Linked DNA regions of Homo sapiens: region 1 is linked to region 2. The links are chromatin loops, found by intact Hi-C in ENCODE. Cell type or tissue: HCT116. All regions are shown on one strand.

The links. Peaks named below come from ENCODE experiments on the same cell type or tissue, not always from the same donor. Only the 100,000 strongest peaks of a DNase experiment are listed, where the experiment ranks them.
Region 1: it touches region 2 in a loop (3-fold over the local background); 6 of 110 quality-filtered maps call a loop at or near these places.

The regions. Positions count from the first base shown.
Region 1 is chr12:120,231,750-120,239,749 of GRCh38, forward strand. All of the region lies in intron 1 of PXN (paxillin), which reads right to left. Among named protein-coding and RNA genes, the nearest start is that of PXN, 30 kb to the right of the region's middle. RefSeq lists enhancers at 1-463, 1-502, 503-1,062, 2,183-2,742, 6,872-7,502. In HCT116, CTCF peaks have their summits at 3,117 (motif pointing right), 3,992 and 4,195; a DNase peak (open chromatin) is centred at 3,193; H3K4me3 peaks cover 4,183 bases; H3K27ac peaks cover 7,637 bases.
Region 2 is chr12:120,427,391-120,435,390 of GRCh38, forward strand. No RefSeq gene overlaps it. Among named protein-coding and RNA genes, the nearest start is that of COX6A1, 6.7 kb to the right of the region's middle. RefSeq lists a silencer at 6,102-6,302. In HCT116, a CTCF peak has its summit at 3,244 (motif pointing left); a DNase peak (open chromatin) is centred at 3,251.

The sequences.
Region 1 (8,000 bases), 200 kb before region 2:
GAGACCTGAGAAAATAATGGCTGCAAGGCAACTCCAGCAGTCACCCTGAGCTCCAGGCAGAAGACCAACTGTGCCAGGCCCATCTGCACCAGGCACACACAAGGCCCACCCATCAGGCTCCTGGCTGCAGCCACTTCCCCATCAAATTGGGCTCCAGGAGCTTAAGCAACAGCAGGTGAGACAAGGCTGCCCAGGTTGACTCTGAGCACTTCTATGCATCTGCCTTAGGCTACAGACACAGGAGTTCAGGCCAGGCTGGCCAAACACCAGAGTCTTTCTCTTCTTTTTTTCTTTTTTTGAGACAAGTCTTGTTCTGCCACTCAGGCTAGAGGCCTGATCACAGCTCATTGCAGCCTAGAATTCTTGGGCTCAAGGGATCTTCCTGCCTCAGCCTCCCGAGTAGCTAGGACTAAAAGCACATGCCACCACACTAGGCTTTTAAAAACTTTTTTGTAGAGACAGGGTCTCACTATGTTGCCCAAGCTGGTCTTGAACTCCTGGCCTCAAGCCATCTTCCTGCCTGGGCCTTCCCAAAGTGCTGAGATTACAGACAGGAGCCACCATGCCCATCCCCAGAGTCTCTTTCATATTGTAAATAACTCATCTCTCCTGTCCAGAATCAGTGGGCCCTCCCTCCTCCAGAGGTCCCAGAACATTGTGGACACATTTCATTGGTCAGATGTCATCCACCTCTTTAGGTCGCCCAGAGATGCTAGACCTTTTCAGGTCAAGTCCAGGGCCCCATTCCAGGCCCAACTCACAGCTCCTTCAATGGGTAAAACCCAGATTCACATACAAAAAAGACAGCCTCAAACCCAGGAGACTCATGGGCTGGAAAGGTTCTCAGCTGTTCCAAATCGACCCCAGCCCATTCCTGCAATCTGGGCTCTTCCAGGCAAGTTGATCTGTTGCAGAGCAGGGCGGCTCCTTGGGCCTCTCACCCCTGCTAATCACCAACAGAGGTTAGGAGGGGCTCAAAGTGAGTCATCGTCCCACAGAGACCCGAACAAAAAGTTCAAAAGTTTGCCTGTTCCTGAGATGAGCTGCAGTTTTTTTGCGATTTTTGTGGATTTCATAGCATTAGTTACCCACTCTTTGCTAATCAGGTTCTCACTAACCAGCCAGCACCTTCCCCTTTTTTCAGGCAGCAAGGTCATTTCCCGAAGTCAGCTCTCGCTTGCCTGACTTCCCCAGTTCTCTTTTCTAAGTCCCTTTAATAGCTCCCACATTTAGCTGGTCACTAAGTCACATCAATTCTTCCTTCGCGGGGCCTCTCCCTGTCATCACTTGCCTCCCTTTCCTTTCATCACCACAGCCAACCACTTGGACTAGCATTCGAATCCATGCTCAGTGCCTACCTGAACTTGACTGCAGCCCCCTGCCCTGGGTTCTCCCAATCTAACGCTTCCTGCACACACCATCGGCCCGAACTTCTTGGCACCCAGCCTTTTTGGGGCATGCCTCACACTTCACTCTTGCTTCTCCCCCTAGACTGCAGGTCCTCTGTGGGCAAGAACATCCTCCTGCTCCTGAATCCCCACAGCATGGATACCCTCATAGGCCTCCTTTTTTTTTGAAATGGAGTCTTGCTCTGTCAACCAGGCTGGAGTGCAGTGGCATGATCTCAGCTCACTGCAGCCTCCACCTCCCGGGTTCAAATGATCCTCCTGCCTCAGTCTCCCAAGTAGCTGGAACTACAGGTACACACCACACCTGGCTAATTTTTGTATTTTCTTAGTAGAGTCGAAGTTTCACATTGTTGGACAGGCTTGTCTCGAACTCCTGACTTCAAGTGATCCACCCACCTCGGCATTCCAAAGTGCTGGGATTACAAGCATAAGCCACTGTGCCCGGCCCTCACAGGCCTCTTAGAGGGGCTTGAATGAATGTGTGCAGAGCAAGGGGTGGAGTTATAATACTCACCCACTGTTGCCCTCTCTGCCTATAAAACAAGGTCAGAAACCCTGGGGATGGCATTCTGTTCTTGACCCTCTCAGAATATGGCCCCAAACTAACCTTCACTGCCTCCTTGGTCCCCCTCACTGCAACCCATGTCTCCAGCCAAACTGGACTCCCCGCTTCCCTTTTTGCCAGCGTGCCTTTCTTCACAATACTGAATGTGTCCCACCACTACCTCTATCATCATTCACCTGGTTTGAGCCTCTCGCACAAGGATATCCATACCCCCAGGGGACAGATGGAAGCCAGGGGTACAGGAAGCCACCTCAGGATAAACCCAGAACACTCTGAGGATCAAATGTACTCAGGGGCAAGAAATGTAAATCATTGTCTTAAAACAAACAAGGCTACATTATGGAGTCAAATGCAAAATGCAAGTGAAATCGTAAGATAAAAAGAGAGGCTTCAAGGCCTGCATGGTGGCTTATGCTTGTAATCCCAGCACTTTGGGAGGCCGAGACAGGGAGATTGCTTGAGGCCAGGAGTTCGAAACCATGTTGGCCTGGCCAACATGGTGAAACCTCATCTCTACTCTACTAAAAATACAAAATTTAGTTGAGCATGGTGGTGCATGCCTGTAATCCCAGCCTCTTGGGAGGCTGAGGCAGGAGAATGGCTTAAACCCAGGAGGCAGAAGTTGCAGTGAACAGAGATTGCGCCACTGCACTCCAGCCTGGGCGACAGAGTAAGACTCTGTCTCAAAAAAACAAAACAAAAAAAACAGATAAGATTTTGCTCTTGGGGACTTTGGCAAACAATTTTAAGCAGCACCACAAAGCCCCCACTGTCCACACATAAAACCACCCCTGCCCATATCACAGATTTGGCTGGTCTGCTGTCGTTGGGAGCTAGGATGGTCACACAGTTCTTTGGACACCCTCTGGGCATCCCACCTGCATGGCAGTGTGGTAGAGTGGAAGGAATGGGCCATCTAACAGTGAGGAGGATGGGTTCAAATCCGCCACTCACTAGCCTGGGTGACCAGTGACTAGATAATTCTGGGCTTTAGTTTACTCAGGCACCTCATAGCGCACAGTGAGTAATGGATGAAAAAGAATGTGAGAGCCATCCTGGTGGCTGGGATAAAATAAACGTAAGCCTCCCACTCTGACACACAGGAGACACTCAGTCAATAGATCCACATCACTGATTTTCATCTCCCTTAAGGCCAGCAGGGGGAGGAGTCGGAGCCAGGGACTGCAGCCAGGGATCCTGGGAGCTGTGACAGGTTGTCACTAACTCAGCCTTCTTGCTGAGCAAACCACTGACCTCACCCTTTGTGTCTCGGGTTCATTCCAAGTCCTCCTTGGAGAACATCAGCTGAGCCCAGGCGCCTCCAACTCACTGCCTAGCAAGGACAGAGGCAAGCGAGGGAAGCTGCAGGGCCCCAACGCCTCCACCCCCACCCCATCCCTACTGCCTGCCGGGAAGTCACAGCTGTCTGAGAGGCCTGTGGCTTTGAACCCAGAATCGCAACAATAGAAGGAACTGCCCAAGCTCCATGGTAGCTCCCAGAGGAACCCAGGAGAGAGCAGCCTCTGCTCCTGCCACGGAAGCTCTGAGCCCAGCAGAGTGCCAAAAAGGGATCCAAAGACGGGGCTGCGAGGCTAGAAAGCAGCTCAGGAGGGGGTGAGGAGTGGAACAACCCTTCCTGAGCATCTACCAGGAGCCCAGCCTTGCAGCCCCATTTGTTGCCAGGGATTAGAATGCAGACACCCAGAGCCGCCCCATAAGGCCCCACGAGGACTGCGCTGCCTGACTGCAGAGATCACCCATGTTCTTCCCAGGATGCCCCACAAGGAGAGGAATGATCGCTTTCAGCAGCTGTCCGTCCTCTGCTCGTCACCACTCTCCACTCCCACAACACACATCCCCAGAGCCCCCAGAGGAATCCAAAAAGGCGGGCCTGCTGGGTTCCGCTCTACTGCTGCCCACTCCAAGTCTCCTGTTCTCTTTTCTTTCTGCCTCCTCCTCACCCTCTGCCTCAGGAGGGGTCTTGAGCCACAGAGGAGCCCCTAGTGGTGGTACAGAGAGCTCAAGAATTCTGAGAAGGCTGGTGCACTCCATGTTCTGGTCTAACTTGTTGATGTGCAAGGTCGACGCGCACAAGTGTTTTCCCCCTGTGCTACGCTGCTTGTGGTCCCATCTGAACCTCAGGGTGCAAGATGGGCCTGCCCCGGGAACCAACCTCTGACCTCGCAGAGATGACATCAGAATCATTAAGAGACACACAGGCAGACAAGGGACTCCACTGTAGGCACCAAACCAGCCAACACGGGACAGCCAGCAAGACAGCCAGCCTAGATTTTCCAACCCACAGTCAGCATAGCTGTTCCCTTCAATGGACAGCCACATGTCTCACCCAAGCACTTTTCCCACTGAGCAAAAAAGTAGGCAGTTCCATGTCTTGCCCTCTGTACTGCTGTTTTTAACTACTCTGTGTCTGGGCACAAGAGGGCTGCAGAGGGCACAACACGCTGGGGAAACACAAGCCTGAGCATAGAGCTGTCCTCAGCCACTGGCTCTCGACCCTGACGTGCAATCTGCCATGAGGTGTGTCACCAGTCCTTGGCTAATCATCATAAGGTATGGACATCTGCAACTGATTTTTTTCTTTTTTTGAGACAGGGTCTTGCTCTGTTACCCAGGCTGGAGGGTGGAATACAGTGGCATGATCACAGCTCACTGCAATCTCCACCTCCTGGGATCCCACCTCAGCCTCATGAATAGCTGGAACTATAGGTGTGTGCCACCATGCCCAGATGATCTTTTTTTTTTTTTTTTTTTGAGACGGAGTCTCACTCTGTCGCCCAGGCTGGCGTACAGTGGCGCCATCTCAGCTCACTGCAACCTCTGCCTCCCGGGTTCAAGCAATTCCCTGCCTCAGCCTCCCGAGTAGCTAGGATTACAGGTGCCTGCCACCACACCCAGCTAATTTTTGTATTTTTAGTAGAGACAAGGTTTCACCATCTTGGCCAGGCTGGTCTTGAACTCCTGACCTCGTGATCCACCCACCTTGGCCTCCCAAAGTGCTGGCATTACAGGTGTGAGCCACTGTGCCTGGCCCCAGCTGATCTTTTAATTTTATTTATGTATTTATTTATTTATTTATTTGAGACAAGGTCTCACTCTGTCACCCAGGCTGGAGTGCAGTGGTGTGATCATAGCTCACTGCAACCTCAAACTTCTGGGCTCAAGTGATCTTCCCACCTCAGCCTCCCAAGTCATGAGGGCTACAGTGCATGCCACCACACTTGGCTAAGTTTTCTATTTTTTGTAGACAGGGTCTTAGGATGTTGCCAGGGCTAGCCTGGAACTCCTGGGCTCAAGCGATCCTCCTGCCTCAGTCTCTCACAGTGCTAGGATTACGGGCATGAGCCACTGCACCTGGTCATTGCTTGCTTGCTTATGTATGTACGTGTGTGTGTGTGTGTGTGTATACACACACACACACACACACACACACACACACAGAATCTCACTTCTATTGCCCAGGCTGGGGTACAGTGGCATGATCACGGTTCACTGCAACCTCTGCCTCTTGGGGTCAAGCAATTCTTGTGCCTCAGCCTCCCAAGTAGCTGGAATTACAAGCATGTGCCAACACGCCCTGCTAATTTTTATATTTTTAGTAGAGATAGGGTTTCACCATGTTGGCCAGGCTGGTCTCGAACTCCTGCTGGCCATTGCTTTTATTTTGGAGAAAATAAACTGAAGTGGGTTCAAGATGACTCCATGACCATCAGCCCCACCCGCATGTGTTCCAGTGCATTTACTTGAGTGAAAGAAAGAGCTAGGAGTGCAAAGAATGCCAGACACACCCTTGGTGTCATCTGAAGGCTATGTCCTGGCAGCGCACCATTTGAAACCACTATCATAGATGGTCACGAGTGCTGAGAAGAAGTGGGGGAGGGGAGTCAGGCTAGCTGCCCCCAGAGTGCTCCCCGAGCTGACCCTCAGTGACCCTTTTGCCTCCCTAGAAGTGTCTACCTCATCCAGCCCTGGGTCTTCTTGGGCACACAAATTTTGGAAGCCATCTGCTGATTTCAGGGCTCTAGGAAATGCTGAGGCCCCTTGACAGCTGGCGTCCCCACAGAGAGTTGGCACCTCCTGAATAAGGAGTGGTCTCAGGAGGGCCCATCCCATGCACAGAAGCTCCAAGTCTCGTCTCAGTCCCCCCACCCCACTGAGCTTTGTAGGCTCCCCAGGCACAATCATAGGCAGCAGGCCTGACCCAACCCAGGGCGCTGGTGGGATGGCATCACTGAGCTACAAAGGAGGAATGCCCCGGCCACTGTCCTGAAGAGGGCAAGGCCAATTTCTCCGGAGGCCCGGAGCCTTGCCAACTCTCCGCATGGGGAAATCTGCCTCTTCCTGGACAGGGAGGAAGCAGATGGAGCTGCAGAGTCACGCTGGGAAACCACAATAGAAAAAAAGGAGAGAAGATATTTTCCTGAAACAAAAAGCACCCAGGGAGACCTCTGGGCTTTCAGTCTGGCTAGTGGAGTTCACGTGTAGGTATATCAAGGTGCAGGGGAGAGGGATAGGGTGGGAACAGAACTCAAATGAGACCACGTCGTAGTTAGCCTGCAAGAAGCCCACTAACTCCAAAGCTGAGGAAGCAGGCCAAGCAGATGCCAAGCCTCATGGGTAAACTGAACGGAGGTGCCTGTGCCCGGGGGTTCATGCAGCAGAGAGGGTTCCAGGGCTCCAACCAGGCTTGGCTGGCCTGGCCTCCCTCCACCATGCCCAGCTGGCTATGCCAGGGATTGATGGGGGAGGGGGTACACACCTCGCCCCTGGTTTGGATTTTATTGCAGGAGACACTCTGGGGCTCCGCAAATCCAGCCCAGCAGAGCCAGAGGGCAACAGCAGTACGTGGCCGCAATGCCCAGAAACACCACACAGAAAGTCCCCATGTACACACGTGGAGCATTCCAGAAGGTTGTTTGGAAGTTGGATTTTGAGCTGTGGAGAATGTCTTCTAATAGAAACAATACTCTGAGGGGAAACTGGGTGACTGTTCAGGTAGACTATTTACATCACTAGCTCCAGTGGATGCTAGGTTCTGCAGTGTCTGCAGAGATTGCTGTCTTGCCATGAGGTGCTAGGGTGAACCCCATCATTCCTCCTTCAGGCAGTACCTGCTCTGTGCCTAGCTATGTATGGGGGGCACAGCTGTCCTTGGACGCTCCTAAGCTAAACTTCCCAAGGACAAGAAATCCCGTGCTTCTGCCCCCTAACTACTGTACTGCAACACAGGGAGCTTCGTGGTCAGCTAGGGAACTTCTGACGGGAACCAAACTGTCGGGTGGGGCTGCTCCTTCTCCTCCTGCCCATCTTTATGTTCAGACAGGAAATGGTCACCAAAAAAGCCAGGGAGCTGAGCAAGCACCTGTCCCACTACTGCCCTTCCTGGTGCCACTGGTTTCTCCTTTTTAAAGGGTGGAAGTTTCTGCTGGGTGTGGTGGATCACGCCTGTAATCCCAGCACTTTGGGAGCCCGAGGCCAACGGATCACCTGAGGTCAAGAGTTCCAAACCAGCCTGGCCAATGTGGTGAGACCCTGTCTCCACTAAAAATACAAAAATTTAGGCCAGGCGGGGTGGCTCACGCCTATAATCCCAGCACTTTGGGAGGCTGAGGCAGGTGGATCACAGGTCAGGAGTTCGAGACCAGCCTGGCCAGCATGGTGAAACCCCGTCTCTACTGAAAATACAAAAAATTAGCCAGGCATGGTGGCGCATGCCTGTAGTCCCAGCTACTCGGGAGGCTGAGGCAGGAGAATCGCTTGAACCCAGGAGGCGGAGGTTGCAGTGAGCCAGTATCGTGCCACTGCACTCCAACCTGGGCAACAGAGTGAGACTCCGTCTCAAAAACAAAAACAAAATTAGCCAGGCGTGGTGGTGCATGCCTGTAATCCCAGCTACTCAGGAGGCTGAGTGAGGCAACGGAATTGCTTGAACCTGGGAGGCGGAGGTTGCAGTGACCTGAGATCACACCACTGCACTCCAGCCTGGGTGACAGAGCGAGACTCTGTCT
Region 2 (8,000 bases):
TATTTGTAGAAGTTTATGGGGCGCATGTGTAATTTTGTTACTTCCATAGGTTGCCTAGTGCTCAAGGCAGGGCATTTAGGGTATCCATGGCCCAAGTACCATACATTGTACCCATTAACTAATTGCTTATCCTCCTCTCAACTCCCACCCTTGAATTTTCTTATGAAATCTTCTTAGGATCTAAGATCACTGCAGCCTCTGCCTGCTGGGCTCAAGTGACCCTCCTGCCTGCCTCAGCCTCCCAAGTAGCCGGAACTACAGGCTCACACCACCATTCCGTGCTAATTTTTTTGATAGGAGGTTTTGCCACATTGCCCAGGCTGATCTTGAACTCCTGGGCTCAAGTGATCCACCCGCCTCAGCCTCCCAAAATGCTGGAATTACGGGTGTGAGCCACTGCCCCCAGCCTTTTATGAAATCTTTGGAAGAGCACCTGATGCACAGTGAGACCTCAGAAAATGTTAAGTATTGTCATTTTATCAGTTATGTCCCAAAAACTGTGCAAAGTGTTGGGGATACAACAACAACAAAGACAAGCTAAATAAGCTAAATGCTCTCGTGGAATTTATAATCTATTTTTTGTTTGTTTTTGAAACAGTCTCACTCTGTCTCCCAGGCTGGAGTGCAGTGGTACAGCGTGATCTCGGCTCACTGCAACCTCCACCTCCCGGGTTCAAGCAATTCTCCTGCCTCAGCCTCCCGAGTAGCTGGGACTACAGGCGCATGCCACCACACCCATCTAATTATTTGTAGTTTTAGTAGAGACGGGGTTTCACCATGTTAGCCAGAATGGTCTCGATCTCCTGACCTCGTGATCCGCCCACCTCAGCCTCCCAAAGTGCTGGGATTACAGGCGTGAGCCACCATGCCCGGCACACCCAGCTAATTTTTGTATTTTTAGTAGAGATCACACCAGTGCACTCCAGCCTGGGTGACAGAGTAAGACTCCATCTCAAAAAAATAATAAATAAAAAGAATTTTTAAAAATAATAAATTATTATTATTATTATTATTTGAGATGGAGTTTCGCTTTTGTTGCCCAGGCTGGAGTGCAATGGCATGATCTCAGCTTACCGCAACCTCCGCCTCCCAGGTTCAAGCAATTCTTCTGCCTCAGCCTCCCTAGTAGCTGGGATTACAGGCATGTGCCACCACACCCAGCTAATTTTGTATTTTTAGTAGAGACAGGGTTTTTCCACACTGGTCAGGCTGGTCTCGAACTCCCGACCTCAGGTGATCCACCTGCCTCAGCCTCCCAAAATGCTGGGATTACAGGCGTGAGCCACTGCACCCCGCCAAAATGATTTTTTGAGACAGGGTCTCACTCTGTCCCCCATGGTGGAGTGCAGTGGTGCTCACTGCAGCTTTGACCTCCTGGGCTCAAATTATCCTCCCACCTCAACCTCCCACTGAGTAGCTGAGTTTATAGGCACTCACCACCACGCCCTGCTAATTTTTTTGTTTTTTGTAGAGATGGGAGTCTCACTTTGTTGCCCAGGCTGGTCTTGAACACCTGGGTTCAAGCAATCCTTTCACCTCAGCCTCTGAAAGTGCTGGAATTACAGGCGTGAGCCACCACGCCTGGCTTTAAAAAAAAGTTAAGAACAATTAGTGTTTGTTATTACTCTGCAGACTGTCGTGGGAAATGCAGACAGGACTGTGGTGATTGCCTGGGTGGAGTTTAGAAAATAGCTGTGGAGCACATGAATCTGCTAGATAAAAACAGAATTCATAATTCATGACCTGTTATATTGCACTGTAAGAGTCCAGACATTGTGTCAAAATTTAAAGAAGCAGAATTGACTTGTGTGTATATGTATGTGTGTGTGTATATATATATATTTTTTTGATGATACATATATATATGTATAAAGCTGGGTGTAGTGGCACATGCCTGTAATCCCAGCTACTAGGGAGGCTGAGGCAGGAGAATTGCTTGAACTCAGGAGACAGAGATTGCAGTGAGCCAAGATTGGGCCACTGCACTCCAGCCTGGGTGACAGACTGAGACTCTATCTCAGGAAAAAAAAAAAAAGTAAGCACTTTGTTTGTGTCAGGTACTGTGTTTGGTGTTGGGATATAGGAGTCAGCAAGACAGACAAGCTCCCTGCTCTCGTGAAGCTTTTCCCAGGCGACTTAGAAGTTAATGGGGGAGGGGGAAGAGCAGTCCTGGGACAGGGAACCGCCCGAGCGAAGGTCCTGAGGTTGGAAGGGGCTTGGCACATTTCAGAAACAGAAGGAAGCCTAGCTCGGAGGATGGATGTGGTGTCCCTAGGGATAATGGTGGAGATAGGCAGCGATGGTATTCCTTAGCACCTTGGAGGTCAGAGTAAGTAGTTTGAGTTCTATCCTGGGGGCAACAGGGTTTCAAACAGGGATGGTGGGATAGGCAGATTATACTTTAGAAGGATCTCCTGGCCAGGCAACCTGGCTCACACTTGTAATCCCAACACTTTGGGAAGCTGAGGCAGGAGGATCACTTGAATTCAGGAGTTTGAGACCAGCCTGGGCAACATGGTGAAACCCCATCTCTACAAAAAATACAAAACTTGGCCGGGCGTGGTGGCTCACACCTGTAATCCTAGCACTTTGGGAGGCCGAGGCAGGCGGATCACCTGAGGTCAGGAATTCCAGACAAGCCTGGCCAACATGGTGAAACCCGGTCTCTACTAAAAATACCAAAATTAGCTGGGCATGGTGGCGGATGCCTGTAACCCCAGCTACTCAAGAGACTGAGCAGAACTGCCTCCCAGGTTCAAGCGATTCTCCTGCCTCAGCCTCCCGAGTAGCTGGGATTACAGGCATGTGCCACCAAGCCCGTTTAATTTTTGTATTTTTAGTAGAGACAGGGTTTCGCCATGTGGGCCAGGCTGGTCTTGAACTCCTGACGTCAGGTGATCCGCCCGCCTCGGCCTCCCAAAGTGCTGGGATTACAGGCGTGAGCCACTCTGCGCCTGGCCGAGGTCTTTCTCTCAAAGCGATCACTAACCTGGCGCCACTGAACTCCAGCCTGGGCGACAGAGACCCTGTCTCTAAAGAAATTATTAAAAAAAAAAAAAAAAAAAAAAAAGGAGTCCTTGAGGCCCAGGAAGGGTCCTCTCCAGCCCTCGCACAAGCTCCACCTCCCCTCCTCCTCCAAGGATCCTGAGACCAGACAGCCACGTATAAGGTGGCGGGCGTGACTCCTCTGGCCAGGCTCGTGGGCGGCGCCCGCACATGCGGAGCCTGCCACCCACTGGGCGAGAGCGGTACTGCAGACGCGGGTGTCAAGAGTCGCCCCACCCGGTGGCTTTGCTGTAAATGTTCACTGAGCGCCTTTTCTGTTCCAGGCAGAAGGGGTCCCTGCCCTCATGTGGCTTACAATCTAATGGAACTAATACCAGCAACGGAAGTGCCGCTAGCGACTTGATTAAAACTTTTTTTTTTTTTTTTGAGACGGAGTTTCGCTCTTGCTGCCCAGGCTGGAGTACAATGGCGCAATCTCGGCTCACTGCAACCTCCGCCTCCCGGGCTCAAGCGATTCTTCTCAGCCTACTGAGTAGCTGGGACTACAGGCGCCCGCCACCACGCCGGGATAGTTTTTTTGTATTTTTAGTAGAGACGGGGTTTCACCGTGTTAGCCAGGATGGTCTCATCTCCTGACCTCGTGATCCACCCGACTCGGCCTCCCAAAGTGCTGGGATGAGAGGCGTGAACCACGGCGCCAGGCCAATTTTTGTGTTTTTAGTAGAGACAGGGTTTCATCATATTAGTCACAGGCTGGTATCGAGCTCCTGACCTCAGGTGATCCACCCACCTCGGCCTCCTAAAGTGCTGGGATTCCAGGTGTGAGTCACCATGCCTGACCTTTTTAAAATTTCTTTACAGCAATGCAAGAAAAAACTTTTTTTTTTTTTAATAGAGATGGGATCTCCCTATGTTGCCCAGGCTGGTCTTAAAGTCCTGGAATCAAGCAATCCTCCTGCCTCAGCCTCCCAAAATGTTCTGATTACAGGCATGAGCCACCACGCCTAGCCTATAGCAACTTTATAATCTGCTTTTTGATGAAAGCTTTTGTTCTTATAATACAAGTACTATACGTTCATGGTAGAAAATTTAAAAAGAAAATTTAAAGCCCAGACATAACTTCTGTCAACATGTGAGTGTAGCCCTTACGGAATTGTCGTGTGTTTTACAAAAATAGAAGTATACATTTAATATTTTGTAGCCTGCTTTCTTGTTTTTAACAGCTTTATTGAGATATAATGTAAGAGGGACCGATATCAATACATTCCAATATACCACCTTTTCACATACAATATATCTGCTTTGTTTTAAACTTAATGTAATAGTGGTTTATTAATAATAATATAACACAAATCACTGCTATAGGTTGAGGAAAGTGCTAAGTGCTTTACACACATCATCATGTTCAGTTCTCCCAAAAACCCTAACAGTAGGTACTATTATTTTCCTCATTCTGCAGATGAAGAAACTGAAGCATAAAATTACTTGTCCAGCAATAGCAGCAGAACCTGGATTTATTTTTATATTTTAAGATAGGGTTTTGGCTGGGTGTGGTGGCTCACGCCTGTAATCCCAGCATTTTGGGAGGCCGAGGCAGGTGGATCACGAGGTCAGGAGTTCGAGACCAGCCTGGCCAAGATGGTGAAACCCCGTCTCTACTAAAAATACAAAAATTAGCCAGGCAAGTTGGCGGGTGCCTGTAATCCCAGCCACTCGGGAGGCTGAGGCAGGAGAATCGCGTGAACCAGGGAGGCAGAGGTTGCAGTGAGCTGAGATTGTGCCACTGCACTCCAGCCTGGGTGACAGAGTGAGACTCCGTCTCAAAAAAAAAAAAAAAGATAGGGTCTCACTCTGTTGCCCAGGATGGAGTGCAGTGGCATGACCTTGGCTCACTGCAACCTCTACTTCCTGGACTCAAGCAATCCTCCACCTCAGCCTCGCAAGTAGCTGAGATTACAGGCAGGCATCACCATGCCCAGCTAATTTCTGTATTTTTTGTAGAGATAGGGGTTCGCCATGTTGCCTAGGTTGGTCTTGAACTCCAGGGTTCAAGTGATCCTCCTATCTCAGCCTCCCAAAGTGCTGAGACTATAGGTGTGAGCCACCTCACCCAGCCAGAGGTGGACTTAAATCCAGCTTTGTCTGAGAACCTGAGTTCTTAACCATTTTGTTATGCCTGGCCTGTGCCAGGCATTGAGAGAATTTAGAGGAATCCGAAAAAAAAAGGGGTCTCCTGGCCGGGCGCAGTGGCTCACGCCTGTAATCCCAGCACTTTGGGAGGCCGAGGTGGGCAGATCACCTGAGGTCAGGAGTTCGAGACCAGCCTGGCCAACGTGGTGAAACCCCATCTCTACTAAAAATACAAAAATTAGCCGGGTGTGGTGGCAGATGCCTGTAATTCCAGCTACTCAGAAGGCTGAGGCAGGAGAATTGCTTGAACCCAGGAGGCGGAGGTTGTAGTGAGTCGAGATCGTGTCACTACACTACAGCCTGGGTGACAGAGCAAGACTCTGTCTTAAAAAAAAAAAAAAAAGGTTAGGGGGTCTCCTGGGGCCTGAAGTGGAATGAGGAAGTGGAATAGTCATCATAAGAGGTACAGTGGGCTGAACATCACTGGGGGACCAGAGGCCAGGGTCAGGATGTAACCAGGAAAGGCTTCCTGGAAGAGGTGAGAACCGAGTGTGATGTGTGCAGACAGAGGTGGGGAACCACGTGGGGCTGGCCTAAGCAGAACCTCGGGTGTAGACGAGTGTATGAGCATCAACAGGGACCAGTAAGGAAAAATAACTGAGCACCAAATTCTATGGGGTCACAGAGATAGATGATACTGGGGGTCTGCCCTCTAAAGCTGACAATCTAGCTCGGCAGAAGGTTGAGAGGTGGGGGTAGGAACACAGAAATAAGTAATAGCTATCACTGTGCACACCCGCCCCCACGTGTCAGGCTTTCTACCTACATTGACACATTTAAGCTCACAACATCTCTGGAAGATCCAGTTATTAGCCCCATTTATGAATGAAGAAAGAAAGGCTCAGAGTAAAGCAGATTGCTCTAGGTCTTCCTAGCAGGAAGGGCTAGGGCCAAGGCTCAAACCTGGGTGGCTCAAGGTCTAAATCCAGTGTTCTAACCTGCACAGCTACGCTATTCAGCCTACCCCAGCTGGACCGCCCCCTCCCACTGCAAGGAAACCAACCCTGACACCCAGCCTTCTATGCCTTCTATGCAAACCTCTAGGTGCACTTCAGTCAGAAATCTTTTTTTTTTTTTTTGAGACGGAGTCTGGCTCTGTCGCCCAGGCTGGATCTTGGCTCACTGCAACCTCCACCTCCCAGGTTCAAGTGATTCTTGTGCTTCAGCCTCCCAGGTAGCTGGGATTATAGGTGCCCGCCACCACACCTGGCTAATTTTTTTTTAAGACGGTGTTTCACTCTTGTCGTCCAGGCTGGAGTGCAATGGCGTGATCTTGGCTCACTGCAACCTCTGCCTCCCAGGTCAAGAGATTCTCCTGCCTCAGCCTCCCAAGCAGTTGGGATTACAGATGTCTGCCACCACGTCTGGCTAATTTTTTTTTTTTTTTGTATTTTTAGTAGAGACGGGGTTTTACCATGTTGGCCAGGCTGGTCTAGAACTCCTGACCTCAGGTGATCCACCCGCCTCAGCCTCCCAAAGTGCTGGGATTACAGGTGTGAGTCACAGCGCCTGGCCTTTTTTTTTTTTTTTTTTTTTTTGACAGAGTCTCCTCTGTTGCCCAGGCTGGAGTGCAGTAGTGCAATCATGTCTCACTGCAAGCTCTGCCTCCTGGGTTCAAGCGATTCTCATGCCTCAGCTTCCCAAGTAGCTGGGATTACAGGTGTGTGTCAGCACACCCAGCTAATTTTTGTATTTTTAGTAGAGACGGGGTTTTGTCATGTTGGCCAGGCTGGTCTGAAACTCCTGACCTCAGGTGATCCGCCTGCCTTGGCCTCCCGAAGTGCTGGGATTACAGTCATGAGCCACTGCACCCAGCCTCTCTGGTGGTATCTTTTGGAAAGATATCTTTCTGGAAAACTCTTTCCATCCCAGCCCAAACTTGTCTCTGACTCACTCATTTATTTGAGGGTAGGTGACTTAGATGTCATATCCTACAGGAGGGCAGACTGACTGCCCCTCCAAAGCCAAATGCCATTTTGATCCTCTTCTATTGACCCTGTACCACCTCGATCAAGACAATTCTTTGTTTTTTTTTCTTTTATGGTCAAAAAATTTAAGACTAGTTCCAACTTGAAGTAGTTTTGTTTCAACAGATCAAGATAATTCCTTGTTTTTTTTTTTTTTGAGACAGAGTTTCACTCTTGTCACCCAGGCTGGAGTGCAATGGCACGATCTCTGCTCACTGCAACCTCCACCTCCCAGGTTCAAGCGATTCTCCTGCCTCAGCCTTCCAAGTAGCTGGGATTACAGGTGCCCACCATCACGCCCGGCTAATTTTTGTATTTTTAGTAGAGACAGGGTTTCACCATATTGGCCAGGCTGGTCTCGAACTCCTGACCTCAGGTGATCCACCTGCCTCGGCCTCCCAAAGTGCTGGGATTACAGGCATGAGCCATCGCACCTGGACTAGATCAAGACAATTCTAACAGTTAACAATTATTGAGCACTCATTTTGTGCCAGGCACTGTGCTAAGAGTGCAGTATCTCAGAGTGGTTAAACATGGAGGCTTTGGGGCCAGACTTCTAGATTTAAATTCTGGCTCTGGGTCAGGAACAGTGGCCGACACCTGTAATTCCAGAACTTTGAGAGGCTGAGGTGGGAGGATCGCTTAAACTCAGGAGTTTGAGATCAGCCTGAGCAACATAGTAAGACCCCGTCTCTAAAAAAAAAAAAATTAGCTGGATGAGGTGGTGTGCACTTGTAGTCCTAACTACTCAGGATGCTTGTTAGGTGCAGTGGCTCATGCTTGTAATCCCAGCACTTTGGGAGGCCGAGGCAGGTGAATCACTTGAGGTCAGGAGTT